Regions from separate parts of the Homo sapiens genome. Here region 1 is linked to region 2. A link is a loop called in an ENCODE intact Hi-C map of the cell type or tissue named here. Cell type or tissue: adrenal gland. All regions are shown on one strand. Links, peaks and the distances in the headings refer to the core of each region. The heading gives the core; the rest is flanking DNA.

Region 1 (8,775 bases), core at 696-8,695, 440 kb before region 2:
AATAAGCAGCTGTGATGAATATGAAACCCAAGTTCTTGGTTGGCTCACAGAAAGATGACCCAGATTGGGCAAAAAGCTGATGAGTTCTATTGTGGCAATGTTACAATTCAGGTGTTGGTGGGAGACCCAAGTGGAACTATCTAGATGACTGCTAGATATAAGAATCTCAAATCAGGTGTCAAACCTGTGAAAAGCTGTACAATTGGGAACAATTCACATAGAGCCTTAGAAGTAGATGGAGTTATAAAAACGGTGTTTGGTAAGAGAAAGAAGCAGCTCTGAACAGACTATTAAGGGATGGAGGGAGAAGAGGAACCCAAAAAAGAGGCTGAAAAGGTCAGAAAAGTGGAAGAAAAATCTGCAAATGTGTAGAAGGTGGTACCAAGAAAGCTAAGGGATTAGAGCATTTCAAGAGCGAGCATTAGTGCTGCAGAGAAGTCAAATAAAACTGTGAATGAGATATGTCGATTGCATTTGGCAACAAATAGGTCACTGGTGACCTTGGCAATAGCAGTCTCAGTGAAGTGGTATTAACAAAATCCCCATGGCAGGAAGTTGAGCTGTGGGAGGTGCAGGGGTGGTGACACTAAGTATATGCAGCACTTTCAAGATGTTTGGTTTTGAAATAGAAGAGAGAAATAAAACAACTTTCTTTACAAAAATAAAATTCTTTATAGCAGTTAAACATCATTTAATATTGCACAGTATTGTTGTTAAAATAGAAACAGTTATAGAGAACATTTCAAAGGAAAGGCCTTCGTCTCCAATTCTTAAATATTTTGAATTTGTGCCAGTGCTTAATGTTCAAAATTCTTGTTTAGCATATTTCTTTTCAATGTACTCCATTTCTCTTAAATGAAAGAAGTCAAATATCTCTCCTAAGGGCATATTTGGCTCCACAACCATGTGGCTTTCAGCCATTTTTGTCATCAAAAGTCCTTTAGATTTCTGGCTTACACAGCCAACTAAGAGAGAGTACTGTACACAAATGAGGGGGAAAGTCTAGGCCTTTATGCCTTCTCCAGTATTTTGTCTCTTTTTTTCAAAGAAAGAATTGAGTGATTTGAAAGTCCAACTAATTTAACCTTGGTTTAGAGATGGGGAAATAGATGCTTATAAAATTATTGAATATTCAAAATATAGAATATATAAGTGGCAAAATGAAATCCATGACACTGATCTTAATCATTTGGCTGTATATTCCATCTTTTCCCATTGAATCCAAAGTGTAAAGTTTAAAACTATGAGGTGAATTCTCTCTCCTTTATATTAATAACTATTAGTGGTTACTTGAAATGCCAGACTCTTCTATGTCATCTGCTCATATGAAGGACCTCTATATGGGATCGGATAGAAACAATTTCATCAAGAGTGCCCCTTAGAGTTAATTTCAACAAGAGTTTGGTTCCCTACTATACTAAAACATGTTAACACTCTATTTGACAAGTTAACCAAGAATGTAGAGATCTAAAAGAATTCTGTGATTCCAAGTATTGAACAAGTTTTCCTAAATGTGCCGGACAAAAACTTTGCCAAACACCGTAGATATTGGAAAAATTCTGTTCCATAATATGAAGCCACTCTAGACTTTAAGCAGAAAATTTGATTGCTCAAAATCCATCTGTTGCTGTGGTTTAACAATGGGGGTGGGGGGTGGGGGGGGAATATTGTTGGAAGAAATCTAGTGAAGAAGTGATTGAAGAAAATAATACCGAACCTAAATAAAAGCATAAAAGCCTTGGCTATTGCAATGACTGTATTCGGGGGAAACACACACACACACACACACACACACACACACACACACACACACACACATCTTTAGTTGCAAAAAAGCGATAACCTAAAACTACTATGAGGATCATTTTTTTTTTTTTAGTCTTGGGTACAAAAAAATGTTTTCCGTATGTCTTCTTCAAAATGACTGGTTCCAAGTTTTTCGTACACCATTTTTTCACCCCATGAACTAGTGTATTATTAGAAATCAACAATGCCTTTTTATATCATAGTGGCAGCATCATACGTGCTTCAAAATTTAGAAATTGACAACACTTTGATGCGTTTTATCTACCTTCCCTTCAATTTTACTTTGATTATATAATTTAAACTTATTATACTCTTTATCAAATATTTCTAGTAAATATTATTTTATCATGAAAAAGTGAATAAAAATAAATTTACATGGATAAATGTAAACAAAACCTTTATATACAGTATGAAAAATGAAGCTATTTTCTAAATGAAAATATTAAACAAAAGATGTCAAAAATTTAAAGTTCAATCACATAAAGATGCCAATGAAATTGGACTAATTTTGGAGGCTTAATCATGGTTGCATCTGTATCACTTAACTCAAAGTATATTAGATAAAATTAGGAATAAAAGGGGGAACTGATAGTGTTCTTGTTTTTTCTATACCGGGATTTTTTTTTTGGTTCAGTATATGCTAGGATACTAAACAAATATATGACAATAGATTATTTTCTTTCTTTCTTCTTTCCTTTTTTTTTTTTTTTTTTTTAAACAGAGTTTCGCTCTTATTGTTGCCCAGGCTGGAGTGCAATGGCGCGATCTCGGCTCACCGCAACCTCTGCCTCCTGGGCTCAAGCGATTCTCCTGCCTCTGCCTGACAATAGGTTATTTTCTAAAGGGCTGAATGTAGACAGCAGGATTTTTGTTTGTATAAATTTAGTTCAATAATAAAAATAAAATAGTCTCAGAAACAGATATAGTCTGAGATTGAGGAAATAATGTAAAACTAAATCCTTTTACAGAAACTGCTAGTAACATTTTACATGTAAAAATGTCCCATTAAAAGTGTTTTATTATATCTTTGCTCATTGTTATTACAAAATATGGGCTTAGGTTGTACACAGGTTTACAAGGTTCAAAATGCTTTTGCTTGCTATATCTCTTAATCTCATAACCATTTTGGCAAGTAGTTAAAAAGTCTTACGTATTATTTTTTCAGATGAAGAAACTGAGGCTCAAAGATTAAGGGTTTTTAAATGGTCACTTGAAACTTAACACAGAGTTCTTTGCATTTACCATTGTGATATGAATCAGAAAAGACTCATATTCCTGTTGACTTATCAAGTCATTTATTCTGATTTATTAGATCAGAGTATGTATTCACATAAGTAATAAAGGAAAATATGTAAATACTTATTAATTATGCTTTAATGCATTCTACTCTTTGTTTTTAAAACACTAAAATTATATCATAAAATAGCAACCATAGTCTTCAGATACTTTTAGTTTGCCCTCTCATGAGCTTTTAGCTTAGATTTGAGCTCCTTATCTCAAGGCAGGAGAAATTTCTGAATATAGACACTAAGAGAGTGTGTTATCTGTGTAAGGCTTAAAATAAGATTACAATAAGCAATCGAACTACAAGTTAGTCTTTCTTTTATAAGTCATATACTACAGCAATTCTAAACAATGTCAGTTTTAACGTAATACCCATTGCCAAGGTGTACTATCCCACTGTCTGAACTGACCCTACCACAGTGGAGAATTCCTCTGTTATAGCCCATGAATCACATGTGACACTTAAACTTCTTTATCAGAGCCACCCCAAAATAATCTGTGGTGTGTAAATTGACAAGTACTATTCTCCATTAATTTGCCATGACAGTGAAAAGCCAGAACTCATGGAAGCACATGTGTCCACATACTGTCTCCTCAATAATGCTTCCCCAAGATACACATTTAAAAAACATTCCTATAGTTTAATTTCATAGGAGAAGCTAATAATACTGCTTATATGAACACTAAGGTTTACAAAGGTGACATAAAAAGGGAATCCTATGAATTATGCAGAATCCTTGTTGATGGCCATTTGGTACATAGCATATTTTTGTTATCAAAACGACTACTTGAAGGGGAAATGAGCTTCAATTGGTTAAGTGTGAATAGCATGATGAATAACGACTTAAAAACCTGTGAAAGAGCACCATTTCACTATATATCTGCACACACACACACTCTATAACATTGTGATCAATGGAACGAATAAAATCACTAAAATAAAGCCTAGTGAATTTAATCATTTTCCCTTTTTTGTGAAAGCTAATTATTTACTTGTCTTTGTGAAAATCATTAATAAATCTCTTGATTTCAGGAAGTAGTTGACAATGTCTCTAGCTGTACCCGTGGATAGAGGAAAAATATATAAATTGGGAGATTTCTATATCTGGTAATAGCAGGGTACGTAATTCAACCAACACTCCTGCCAAAGACTGCTATCAAAGCTGGACAAAATATGTTTTTAAATATCTTTGATGGCACTGGGAAGTTAACAAAAGGATAAAGAACTACTGAGTATTTTGGAGCTGTTTTTCTCTTAGTACACTTTCTCATTTCAATGGTAGTAGCTGAGAGCGTAAAAGACTTCATGGTGCTTTTAATGCCTCACTAAAAGGGCCATTTCACTAGTGAGAAAGGGATTGGATTTCAAGGCTACACTGGGAGCCCTGATGAAAGTCCTTTGCAGGCCATTGGAATCAGAAACATCAGAATCCTCGGAATTATAGTAAATTGCAAGTAGACGGTTGTACTGAAGACCACAGCATAGTATTTAATGATCTTGATTCCTGAAATTGGATTGATGGGATCAGAGGGACCTAGCAGGGTAGAATATAATGTCATTTAGGCCTCAAATTATTTCTGCAAAATATTTTGCTAATACAATGACTAGCAACAAACCAAAGTAACAACACACTTTTAAAAAAACAAGCCAAGATGAGTAAACGACAAATAGAAACGGAACTGAGCAACCACAGGGGCTCCAGATATTAGAGTCATCAAAAACAGGCTTTAAAACAATTATGCTTTTTTTTTTTTTCTCTTCAAGATGACTGACTAGGGACATTGTATACTAGTTCCTCAGAAGGAAGATTAAAGTTATTAGTGAATTGCTAAGTTTTGAGTGGAAAACGGAGGGAGGAGAGCTAGGACCCACCAGAGAGCACATGCAAAGATGCTGGGATAAACAGTGAAAAAAAGCAGTAAAAGTCTGCTGAGATAGAACCCTGAGGAGCTCAGAGCCCAGTGGAAAATGTATGTGGAAACACTTCTCTGCTTCTCTCACCCTTCTGACACTCTGCTAAGTGCAGAGCCTACTTGAGGAGTGCCTGTGCCCCCACAACCAAGGGCAACACTATCGGTGGCAATTAGAGATCTTCCCGGGAATAGAGAACTGGGTGACCAGCTCGTATAGCCATGCCACACTCCTGTCACACACAGACTGAAACAATGGGCAGCATACTGGCTGTGTACCCATGGTGCCACTCTCCTCCCTGCGTATCTTCTACTCTTGAGCCATAGCACCAGCAGGCTGCCCATAGATGTGTGCCACAACCCGCTCTGACTTTGGCAAGGCCAGGGAACCAGCGGATCCTCTGGGAGTTGTGGGTCCCTTGGAGATCTAACCCTTAGTGTGAACTTCCCCTAAGGGAGGGGGACTGCAGCCCACCAAAGCCCCCCTGGGCCACAGGAAACATGGATGCGGTGCCAACTGCTGGCACCAAAGCCCAGGAACAGACACGAAGAGGGGGTCATCTCTTATTTCCTGTGCCCCTCCCCAGTGCACTGTTGCAGACATGGCAGTGTTTATTCCCACTGGGGACTGTTGAGCATGCGCTGGAAGGAGGGACTTTTTGTACTTATCCAGTGGCTCTACACCCACTGCAAGCAAGGGCACACTGGAGGAGGGTATTTTCTGTGGTTTTTAGCAGCTCTGCCCCCACTGAGGGCAAGCATATGCTGAGAGTCTACCTGATGGTGGTTACATTAAGGGCCATCTATTGCACTGCATCCTGAATTACACAACCAAAAAAAAAAAAAAATGCATTGCTTCAACAAGCAGTACCTGAAAAAGCCACTGCACAAACTTATCTGCAACCAAGGAACCTGTACAGAGCCTTGACACTCTGAAAGCACCCAGAAACAAAGCCAATCAATCATACACAACATACACCACAGTCATAAACTCAAGGGAAAAAAAAGAATTTAAAACTCAAAAAGTCCTATCCAACTGATAGCATATTCACAAAAAGAAGCATCAGCTTCCTCAGATGAGGAAGAATCAGTGCAAGAACACCAGCAATACAAAAAGCCTGAGTGTTTCGTCACTTCACAAGGATCACACTAGCTCCCTAGCAATGGACCTTAACCAGATTGAAATGTCTGAAATGAACAGATATAGAATTCAAAATATAGTTGGCAAAGACACTCAATGAGATCCAAGAGAAAGTTGAAATCCAATACAAAAAATCCAGAGGAAAGATCCAAGATATGAAAGACAACATAGCTATATTAAGAAAGAACCAAACAGAAATTCTGGAATTGAAAAATTCATGACAGGGATTTCAAACACAGTTGGAAGCCTTAACAACAGACAAGACCAAGCAGAAGAAAGAATTGTAGAACTTGAAGACCAGTTTTTTGAATTAACCCAGTCAGACAAAAGCAAAGCTTCAGAAACTGTGGGATTATGTAAAGCAGCCAAACCTACAGTGTATTGGCATTTCTGAGAGAGAACAACAAAAACTAAGTAAATTGGAAAACATATTTCAGGTCATAATTCAGGAAAATTTCTCCAATCTTGAAAGAAAGGTTGACATGCAGATACAAGAAATTCAGAGTACACCTGCAAGATACTACATAAGACAATTATCCCAAAGGCACATAGTCATCAGACTATCCAAGGTGAAAGTGAAAGGAAAAATCTTAAAAGCAGCTAGAGAAAAGGGCCAAATTAACTATAAAGGAAATCCTATCAGATTAACAGTGGACTTCTCAGCAGAAACCTTACAAGTCAGAAGAGACTGGGAGCCTATTTTGAGCCTCCTGAAAGAAATGCCAAGCAAGAATTTCATATCCCATCAAACTGAGCTTCATAAATGAAGGAGAAATAAAATCTTTCCCAGGCAAAATCACAAAACAAACAAACAAAACACTAAGAGAATTCATCACCACCAGACCGGACCCACAAGAAATAGTCAAAGGAGCTCTAAACATGGAAAGGAAAGGATGATACTTGCTACCACAAAGCACACCTATATACAAAGCCCATAGACCCTATAAAGCAACTACCCAATCAAGACTACAAAGCAACTAGCTAACCACATTATGGCAGGAACAAAACCTCACATATCAATATTAACCTTGAAAGTAAACAGCCTAAATGCTTCATTTAAAAGATAGAGTAGCAAACTGGATTTTAAAACAAAAAAGACCCAACCTCATGCTGACTTCAATAGACCTATCTCACATGTAATAAAACCTATAGTGAGCCTAGGGTTGGAGAACAATCTGTCATGCAAATAAAAAACAACAAACAGCAGAGGCCACTATTCTTATATCAGATAACATATACTTTAACAACAACAAAAAAGGACCAAAAAGGGCATGACATGATGAAAAAGGGTTCAATTCAACAAAAATAACTATCCTAAATATATGCACACCCAACTTTGGAATACCCAGATTCATAAAACAATTAGTTACAGAACTAGGAGAAAACTTAGACAGCCACACAATAATAGTGGGGGACTTCAACACCCCACTGACAGCATTAGACAGATCATCGAAAGAGAAAACTAACAAAGAAATTCTAGAATTAAATTGGACGCTTGACTAATTGGACCTAATAGAAATCTACAGAATACTCCACCCATCAACCACAGAATATGCATTCTTCTCCCCTGTGCATGGAACATACTCTAAGATTGACTGCATGCTTGGTAATAAAGCAAGTCTCAATAAATTCAAAGAAATCAAAATCATCCTAAGCATCTTTTCAAACCATAGTGGAATAAAAATAGAAACTAAGTGTATACTGTCAAAACCACGCAAATCATGGAAACTAAACAAATTCCTCCTTAATAACTGGGAAAATAATAAAATCAAGGGAAAAATTTAAAAAAATTCTTGGAAACAAATGAAATTAGAAACACAACATATCAAACCCCTGAAAGCAGCAAAAACAATGTTAAGAGGAAAGTTTAGAGCCCCAAAAATCTATATCAAGAAGACAGAAAGATCTCAAATTAACAACCTAACATTGCACCTAAAGAAACTAGAAAAACAAGAACAAACTAAACCGAAAGCTAAAATAAGAAAAGAAATAACTAAAATCAGGGCAAAACTAAATGAAATTGACACCAAAAAAACATACAAAGTATCAAGGAAACAAAAGGTTGTTTATTTGAAAGAATAAACAAGCTTGGTAGGCTCCTAGCTAGATTAACAAATAAAAAAATATCCAAAGAAGCATACTCAGAAATGACAGGTGACATTACAACTGATCCCACAGAAACTTAAAAAAAAAAGAATCTCTAGAGACTATTTTTTTTTTTTTTTTTTTTTTTTGAGACGGAGTCTCGTTCTGCCGCCCAGGCGGGAGTGCTGTGGCGCGATCTCCGCTCACTGCAAGCTCCGCCTTCCGGGTTCACGCCATTCTCCTGCCTCAGCCTCCCGAGTAGCTGGGACTACAGGCGCCCGCCACTGCGCCCGGCTAATTTTTTGTATTTTTAGTAGAGACGGGGTTTCACCATGGTCTCGATCTCCTGACCTCGTGATCCGCCCGCCTCGGCCTCCCAAAGTGCTGGGATTACAGGCGTGAGCCACCGCGCCCGGCTCTAGAGACTATTATAAACATCTCTATGGGCCCAAACTAGAAAGTCTAGAGTAAATGGATGAATTCCTGGAAACATACAACCTTCCAAGATTAAACCAGGAAGAAACTGAAACTCTAAACTGACCAATAAC
Region 2 (8,775 bases), core at 596-8,595:
GAAATTAGATCACATCCTCTAGAAAACTAAATGCTAAGGTCACAGTGCCAGTTCCCCCTTGAGGACGGTATATTAACGTATACTTTTTGTAAAGGAGATTAAAACATTTAAAAATTAAATCAAAGTGGAGATCCATGAATAGATTATAACAAAAAAAAAAAACCCAAAAATGCAAGCACCATTCAGAGTGTGATTTTTCTTCTTGGAGGTACTCGCATCCCCCCTCATCTTCCTCTAGCTCATTTGTATCTCTCATTTTTTGGCATATTTTTCAAGTCACACTTAAAAACTCTTCCATGTATTCACTTCTCATCACTTGGTCTACATGCCGAACCTAAGGTCAGGATTCCAAAAAGATGAGTATCCTCTCAAACGCCTCCTAAGCCTCTGGTATACATGACTTTGGCTGTGCACTTCATTTAGACTTCACCTTTTTGTTTGCTGTTGTTTTTTACACTAGATTCCTTTGTCTTCATTAAAGATAATGAAAGATTCACATCACAGTGCAGCTCTTCGCTTTGTCCTTTCGTAAGTCCGTAGCAACTGCCGAGAGTTCTGGTCTGCTAGGCATGTGTGAAATCCGCTTTGTGGCTCTCTGTGATTTGTTCCGCTTAACGTTTTTATTTGTCTTATTTACACATGCCAAGGTGGCAACGTGAAAAATGTCTCTGACGCTATTTTCCGACTGTAAAGCTGAGCATTCGATATAAGTAGCTGCTCCAATCTGTTTGGCCATATTTGCCCCCTGAGAAGCAAAAGAAGGGATTTTAACCAGCAATAAGACTTTGGGGGAAAGTTAGCTAGCATCTTCTAATACCACAAAATAATAACACATTGCAAAACGTTTGCTGATATGTTAACTGAATTTTCCAAGTGTCATTGCAAAAAAAAAAAGTTGTTAAAATGTAAACTGCCTTATTTATTACTTCATAACTATTTGCAGTCCAGAGCCCATCCCTAAGATGCCCAACTCTCATGGCTCATTAGAGGTGTTAGAGCTCTGAATAAATGCTAAAGGCTGATCTTAACAAAGGAAGACCCTGGTTATCAAACACTTAACATGAGGTGATTCAAAGAAGTGTAGAGTGGAGCTAACGAAGTGATTCATCTTCACTATCAACTGCAAGCAAGAGTTAACTGGTTATTCAGGTTTTCCAGGGTCACAGCAAGCATGGAATGGCGCAGAGAAGCTTACTAGTGAAGTAAGTTAGCTGAAGGTCATGAACATAAACTCTGCATTTTCCACACAGCTCTGGCCGTGGCGATGTGGCCTTGAGAACCTGTTCCAGCGCCTCATGGTGCACTTCATTTCTCTTTTCTTGAGGGTAAATGGCATTCAAGACTAGTGACTAGGTTGTACCAAAAACAGGGGCAATGAATGAAATTTAAAATCGATTTTGAAATGTATGTGATTGTGTCTTACTTAGGGCCGAAATGCGTTGAGGAAAGGAATAATACTATTGTAACATCTGTTACTTTATGAAACACAACATATGTAATTTCTAAGTGTGAACCATACCACCAACGTACACAACAATAAGCATGTGCACATTAACCAAAACTACTTATTTAAAATACCAAATTTTTTGCTAATGAGAAATGGAAGACTAAGAAGACTGCGGTATTTAAAATGATGATTCTTAATAAAATTTTGGTATTTCAACATGAACTCTCTTTAGAATCTGGTTGTAGGTTTTATGAGAATGAGCTTTTGAAACTGATTCTCATTTCTAAATACTTGGGGGAAATGCTTACAGAAATGAAGACTCTCTGAAAGATGGTGTTATGGAGTGTTCCACTTTACTGGCAACAGCCTTATTATTGTACTGCCGACTGTAAAATCAGATTACCCCTCTTAAAGAGTATTACTGATTTTGACCACATTCTCTCTTAAACCTATTTAACTTTAAACCTACTGGGAGGTGCAGAAATATACAAGGTTAGCATATCAACTGTTTATGTACCCGAATATCATGTAATTACACTAATAAATGACAGCATTTTAAATTTCACAACTGACCACTGGGTGAGCCTTTAGAAAAGCAGCTACTTTTTATTTTATTTATTATGAGTGATAGTCCATTTCTTTCACTCTTTCTAAAATCCAGTTTTGCACATGGGCAACATACATACCTGGTCATAGGACACTGGCGTCTGCCTGTGATTGGAGAGCTCTACTAATGTACTAACATCTGTCCGCAGATCAGACTTGCAGCCGACCAAGAGCATTTTGGTATTTGGACAAAATTCCTGGATTTCACCTTTCCACTATGAAAGAAAAAAAAAAAAGATTAAAAATGAACAAAGTAACGGTATCCATATCATGAAAACCATTTCTCCACTGGCTGACATTAGAATGAAACTCAGAAAAGATGTTAAAAATGGAGTGTCCCTTGAGATGAAGAAGCAAACTTTGCATTTATCTCCTGAACAGATGTGAAGTTTTACTACTTTTTAAGCATTAGAGAATAATTATGTATATTATGATTGATTCTCCCTCTCTGTGACTCATCTGTTGCTACTGAAAGAGACTTGGTAGATGTTGTCCAAAGGTAGCTTCAATAATGTCTTAATTATTGGTGTGTCTCTTAAAGATAAATGTGTCTTAAGAATAATTATATATCCTAACAAGTGACCACATCCTTCGATGTGTGGATCTGATCCTCCTTCACTAGAAGGCTGGGGATAAGGCAGAGGCAACACTAGCACAAGTATGCATTCCCTGATCCCATCATGAAACACTGAAGCATGCCACCACGAGCTGAGGCTCTATTTTAAGTACCTGAGATAGTTAATAAAACAGAACATCCTGCCTTGAAGGAGTTTCTGTTCACATGGTTGCATCAACACAGACCATGACATTTGCAAAGGAACATCTCTTGGGTCATCGGGAAGGCAGCTGGTCCTGTAGCTCATATGCCTTCAAGTTAGTTTAAAACTATTTCAATCTATTCCAATTTGTCTAGTTGTTTCATGATCTAACAAGAATTATTAGAACCTTCAGCAATGCCTGGCTTGGAATTCCAACTGTCCTCTTTAAGAACAAGCAAGCAGCTTTTTGTGGCTTCATTTCCTCAAGCTTGAGCTCTGCAACAGCATGGGAGTCAAGAGTTCAGGGCGGTCACAGGAGATCTTTGGCCTTTGAGGGCAGGGCCTAGAGAGGCTGAGATGGGGAAGTGGCGCCTGACTCTTCCCACCCACATTCACAAATATGTAAGTGTTCTACTAAGTACTGTGGCAGTGACAATGATGACTAAGACATAGCTGTGTCTTCTGGAAGGAAATTCACAGAATACTGGGGGTGATGAAGTCATGTATTAAGTATAACACTAGATAAGAGGGACATCCTGCAAGAATAACTTAAAAGATCACTAGAGGAGACATCTCCAAATCTAGGGGTGTACTTTGGGTAACGAACTCTAGTGCAAACTACACCAGAGGATTCAAAGGAGTAATATACTTTCCATAAGAGCCCATTTTGTCCACTTATTCCTCCCTTCCTCCCTCCCTCCCTCCCTTCCTTCCTTCCTTCTTTCCTTCTTTCCTCCCTCCCTTCCTCTCTCCCTCTCTCCCTCACTCCTTTCAGAATTATGTAGGAACACCTACCACATGCTAGGTGGCACTGGCATTAGAAGTGGAAGGTGAACTGGAAAAAAAAAAAAAAGAAATCCTCCCTACTTCAAGTCATTCTAACCTCCTCTTTGATAGTGAAGGACTTAAAGGGTTCCATTAATCAAGACAAACCGCAGGGGTTATCATGAGCCTTAAACCTCACAGGAATGTAAAACATACTCATTAATATCTATAAGCCCAAAGTCACTATTCATTTGGTCTTAGAAGACAAAAGCAAAATAAAACAGGAGAAAGGCTTTTCATCATAAATTATGCATAGCCTGATACTACATCAAGTAAAATCTCTAGTAAATAAGCAACCCCTTTTATCTCCAGACAGAACTAGACATGTTGTTATGTTGCTCTTCAGCTGTGTAATGACTTTGGCCTCCCTCTGCATGTCTAGCAATTGTTTACAAGCATTAAAGACAGGAAAGGTGTATTCCTGCCTGGATTTGACAAGCATTAGCATTATTTGTGTTAGATATGTATTACTCAAAATTGAAAGGAGCTAAAAAGGAAAAAAGAGTCTTTGATCTATTAAGAAAGAGATCTACTAAGAGTTTTATTGAACTCTGTTTGTAATATTTAGTAGAGACAGAAGGATTATTATACTTCAAATCCTGATTTCACAATGACACACAAGCCAAGCAATCAAATATAATAGGGGAATGTAAACTAATAAAAACACACAAAATACAAATAAATTCCACTAAAAATTAAAATGAAAAAAACAAAACCAACCTAGCCACACCTGCATGTTTGTCTTTCTCAATCCATACCATACTCAGACTGGGCTGCATGGGTCACCCCTCAGTTGACACTGCCTTGCTCTCAGCCACATCCGGTGTTGAAGCCAGTGTGTGGAGGAGAGGGAGTGCTCCAACAAGGATCTGATTCTGAAACCCCACAGCACACAGGCCAGGGCTGAGAAAATAGCTAGTGGCTAATAAATGCTGATCCATGGACTAACACGGCATGTGCCTTCTACAACTACCTGGAGGCTGAGTCTCAACTGCTGAAGGTCAAGAAACGCCCCTTCCTCCCACTGGCCTCCCTAGTTCCTGTGACCCATCCTGTAATAGGTCCTCTTCCTCTTGATCTCCCCCTGGTTCCTTCCAACCATAGCTTCCTTAGTTAGGTTCCTACGGAACCTGACTTACCTTTGCCTCCATAAACTATGTGTACATTATAATATATAACATGTTTACAAGCACTGCTTCCATATTACTAGAAAGATACCTGGTCATAATTACTAGACAGATACCTGATCATCAGACAATTCACATTGGACACATCCCTATTCCTCCTACACTAGTTCCATTTCTGTTTCTAATAACACCATAACTAAAACACAGCTTCTTTGTTAAAATAGCCATTATTGCATTCCTTTCACTATCTGACTTGAGGTCAAATGTAAATCTGTAAACTAAGATGCAATCTGTTGAGTCACTGAAAGAAGGAAGGAACACATGAATATGATAGTAATCAAATATAACTGTTGTTAGCTGTACCATTTTTCTCCCAAAGGACAAACATGAAGGCCCTTAAAAGGTATTTTGTTTCAGAGCTTCATGAAATAAAATTTCAAGCAAGTTCATCATCAAAAAGTGGAAACCCCATTTTGGTGTGAAAGGGTTCTTTCTAGTGTTTAATTACAAATTGTAAGGCAGGGAATTGATTAGAGTCTTTGAGCTTCCCAACAAACCCCACGTTTCTATTTATACATCACCCAGTACTGAAGTGTGTCATCATTTCCCAGCACTTGCCTTTTTGAGGACACTGTCCAGGGTCTCTGGTCTACTGATGTCAAAGCAAATCAGCACAGCATCCGAATCAGGGTAAGAGAGGGGGCGGACATTGTCATAGTAAGGAGAACCTGAGAAGAAACAAAGACACACAAATTTTCAGATGAGAGTCCCCTTGTCTGTCATGCATTAACTCTACCCTTTCCGGCTAAGTCCTTTGACTGTCACATCACGACCCAACTCCCACTTCCCCTAATTCTTGGAAAAGAATTCAAACAGACACACAAAAGCCTGCTTAGAAATATATGATGAATGAAGCCTCACATGTGTCTGACATAAATTCAAGAAGAGGGCCAGGATCTTAAGTGAAATCTGTATGGTTCAAAGACTAGGGCCTGAAGTTACCTGGGTGAAGTAGGGAAGCACCTGGGGCCAGGTGGTCTTGTGTGTAAACCTGCCTCCACCACTAAAAAGGGAGGGGGCAAGGTAGCTTTAGGACCCTGTGCCTCTGATTCTTCACTCATAAAATGAAGATGCTGACAACATACATACCTGAGATTAAGTAAACCCAGGCAGGGCCTGGCTTTTAGTAAGGGATCAATACGTATTAACTATGGGCATTATGGTTGTATTACTGCTGTTAAAAGCTGAGTGGTAGCAAGAACCATAAACTGAACTACTTCTTGGGAAAGAGACCAAAACTCAAGATCAATTCTGACAGCAGGATAGGGGTGAATGAGGGAGAGAGGAAGAGGAAGGGTTCAACTATGCAAAGAGAAACCACATCAGTGTTACCCATCTCCAAGATGTAAGTTTACATAGGCCATTGACCTTTGAGCTTGCTTATTTTAACTTATCGCCAAACCCTATATAGATTTTCTTCCTGTTACAATCAAGAATGTAATAAATGTCGTATAGGATCATGTCGCTTTTTTACAGAGTCCCATCTCTGAGAGTGACACTGAGGCATGATCTAAGGATCTTAACCTGAATTAAGTCCAGGGTACCCTAAAGGTTCAAGGCACCAGCCAATTAATTTAACCACAGAACTCTCTAGTCAATCAAGGAAGTTTCTTCTATTTCTTTAAGAATTCCAAAGGATGGGCAATTACATGAGGCCTATAGTTATGAAATGATTGACTAGAAAACTAAATACAGCCTGCCAAATGCCGCTTGTTTAAGAAATCATTTTCCGTATGCTGACATTTCACAAGCATCACATGAAAATGATTTTACTAGGCAAATATATACACACGTATGTATCTGACTCCAGAGTAGAAAAAGAAAATCTAAACCACCAAACTCTTTTTAAAAGTCTATTTCATTTTGACATCACTTTCCATTTTGAGCAGAAAAACAGGACATGTTGTCCCTTGATAAATCAAAACCTCAATAGGCAAAGTCAGGAAGAGAGACTTAAAAAGCAGCTTTAGAAAAAATGTCACTGTTTATATTTCTATCAAAACAACATTTGCTTGGAGGCTGTTCTTGTGATCTAAAAGGCACTATAGTCAGGGGGCATCGCCCTCTATTCACACAGTACACTCTGGGTCCCTGGCATCTGCTATGGAACCCCAGGCAACAGTGCAGCTTTTTCTCTAGCTCCTTTACGATGGAGAGTGACAACTTCAAGCCACGTGTGTCTGCTAAGCAAGGAAGAAAAGAATGTTACAAGAATCAGGAAGAAAAGTGTGAATAAATAGAGAATTAAGTCAGAGCTGTTCATGAGCTGCAGCAGCTGCCTACCCACATCTGGAACCAGGACCCTGGTAGAGCAGAGGCTGACAGCTGAAAGATATTTCCCAGAAGCTTAAAGCGTTTAGAGTTTAAAAAGTCAAGTCATTTTAAGTATGAAGGTATATTAGAATGAGGCCGTCTCTGAAAATGACAAGCTGTGGCTGCCTTTTCAGTCGCTGAAAGTACTCTGAGGTGAAGAGAATAATTCACAAATAGTTCACCCATTTGAACATTCGAAAGGCATCAGAAACGAGATGGTTGAACACTATTTATGGCTACATTAGTATTTCCATATTAGTTCTAAGAAGTTCACACTTTCTCAACTAGAACCTTTCCTGTTTCTGTGTCCAAAGTCTAACTCTAGCACGGCACCTGCTGTAAACATTTGAATGACTCTTTCCAAACAGGCAGTCAGAAAATTCTAGATCATAGAGTGGAGCTCCAAATACTGGACATATAAATGAGAGTTTCCTCTACTCCTCAAAGTCCGCGAGAGACAACCTGATCCCAGACCCAGGAAGGCAAAGCTGCCAACAGTTAGGATTGTCAGAAACCTAACGAGGCTTCAGAGATCTCCTTTCCCAGAAATCACTCACATTAGGAAAAACCACTCTCTCCCTGTGGAGAGCTTCCAGTACAAGCAGACCTGGTATCTTTAGAGAACTGTTCCAGGTGCCTACCAGCTCCTTTCAGGATACGATTTGTATGATGTTAGAGTACTCACTGCTAATTCCAGATGTAATACTGCTCTATGACAATGGAGACCATCTTTTCCAAATAAAAAAATTAGGAAAAGCGATTGAAGAAATACAAAGAGGATAAAAGAGTTTAATTAAAATTGAGACTGCCAGGAAAATCCTGAGGAATGGTTTCAACATTCAGGCCACCACATGACTGCTGGGAATACCCCTCCCCCCTTTGTGGACTATGTTTCCCGTCCCCCACCCATTTTATGGCCACAAAGGAGATCTGGCTTTGTGCTCAGCCCTGAGTCACCTGCTGGAGACTGCTACCTACTAAAATCAAGTGGGCTGGCTTCTGTGCTTAGTGCATATATCTAAATATCTGCAAAATTTAGACTCTGGCCTGATTTTAAAATGAAACGGAGTTCTCCAGTTAAACCAGATTTTCAGGGAAGTTTGTATCTGCTTTTGTTTTTATCCGGTTAACAGTATAAGTGAAAATACATATGTAGTGCAAAGGTTTATGAGAAATAAACCACCGTGCTTGTGGAGGTAGACAGGTAATTTTTAAGAGGTTTAACATGATCTAATTAGGGATGACACTTTGATCCCATTCTATTACTTTTGCTAATGAACAGTGCTGCTTTTAGATCAACACGAGTGTCCAAAGGTAATAGTAAAACTGATTCCCATATTTCTTAGTTATAAGCATAATTTGACTGCCAATGACAAGAGTAATTTATTTAAAATAACAAGACCATTTATTCACTATATTTTTGATAGGTTAAGTTTATCTTGTCTTAGATAGAAATATCTATTGTCTCTATTTATTCACAGTGAAAAATATTGATATAGAATTATCAAGAACTGTCCCACCAGGAAAGATGTAAGTCATCAGCTCAGCAGGACTTTCAGGATAAAAAAAAAAACAAAGCAAAACAAAAAACAAAAACACTCACACACAAAAACACCTCCTGTGTAACTTTACAGTGTTT

The links. Hi-C counts contacts between places; a loop is a spot of excess contacts. Peaks named below come from ENCODE experiments on the same cell type or tissue, not always from the same donor. Only the 100,000 strongest peaks of a DNase experiment are listed, where the experiment ranks them.
Region 1: it touches region 2 in a loop (2.7-fold over the local background); 7 of 110 quality-filtered maps call a loop at or near these places.

Annotation. Positions count from the first base shown.
Region 1 is chr2:150,030,110-150,038,884 of GRCh38, forward strand. No RefSeq gene overlaps it. Among named protein-coding and RNA genes, the nearest start is that of LINC01818, 130 kb to the right of the region's middle. RefSeq lists an enhancer at 5,354-5,854. In adrenal gland, for the core only: no CTCF peak of the experiment used is centred there; no DNase peak of the experiment used is centred there.
Region 2 is chr2:150,469,494-150,478,268 of GRCh38, forward strand. RND3 (Rho family GTPase 3) reads right to left here. Exons shown (of 6, transcript NM_005168.5): 4 at 5,382-5,491; 5 at 2,134-2,268; 6 at 1-745. The coding sequence ends at 494. Among named protein-coding and RNA genes, the nearest start is that of RND3, 14 kb to the right of the region's middle. RefSeq lists a silencer at 8,722-8,775. In adrenal gland, for the core only: no CTCF peak of the experiment used is centred there; no DNase peak of the experiment used is centred there; H3K4me3 peaks cover 735 bases; H3K27ac peaks cover 6,305 bases.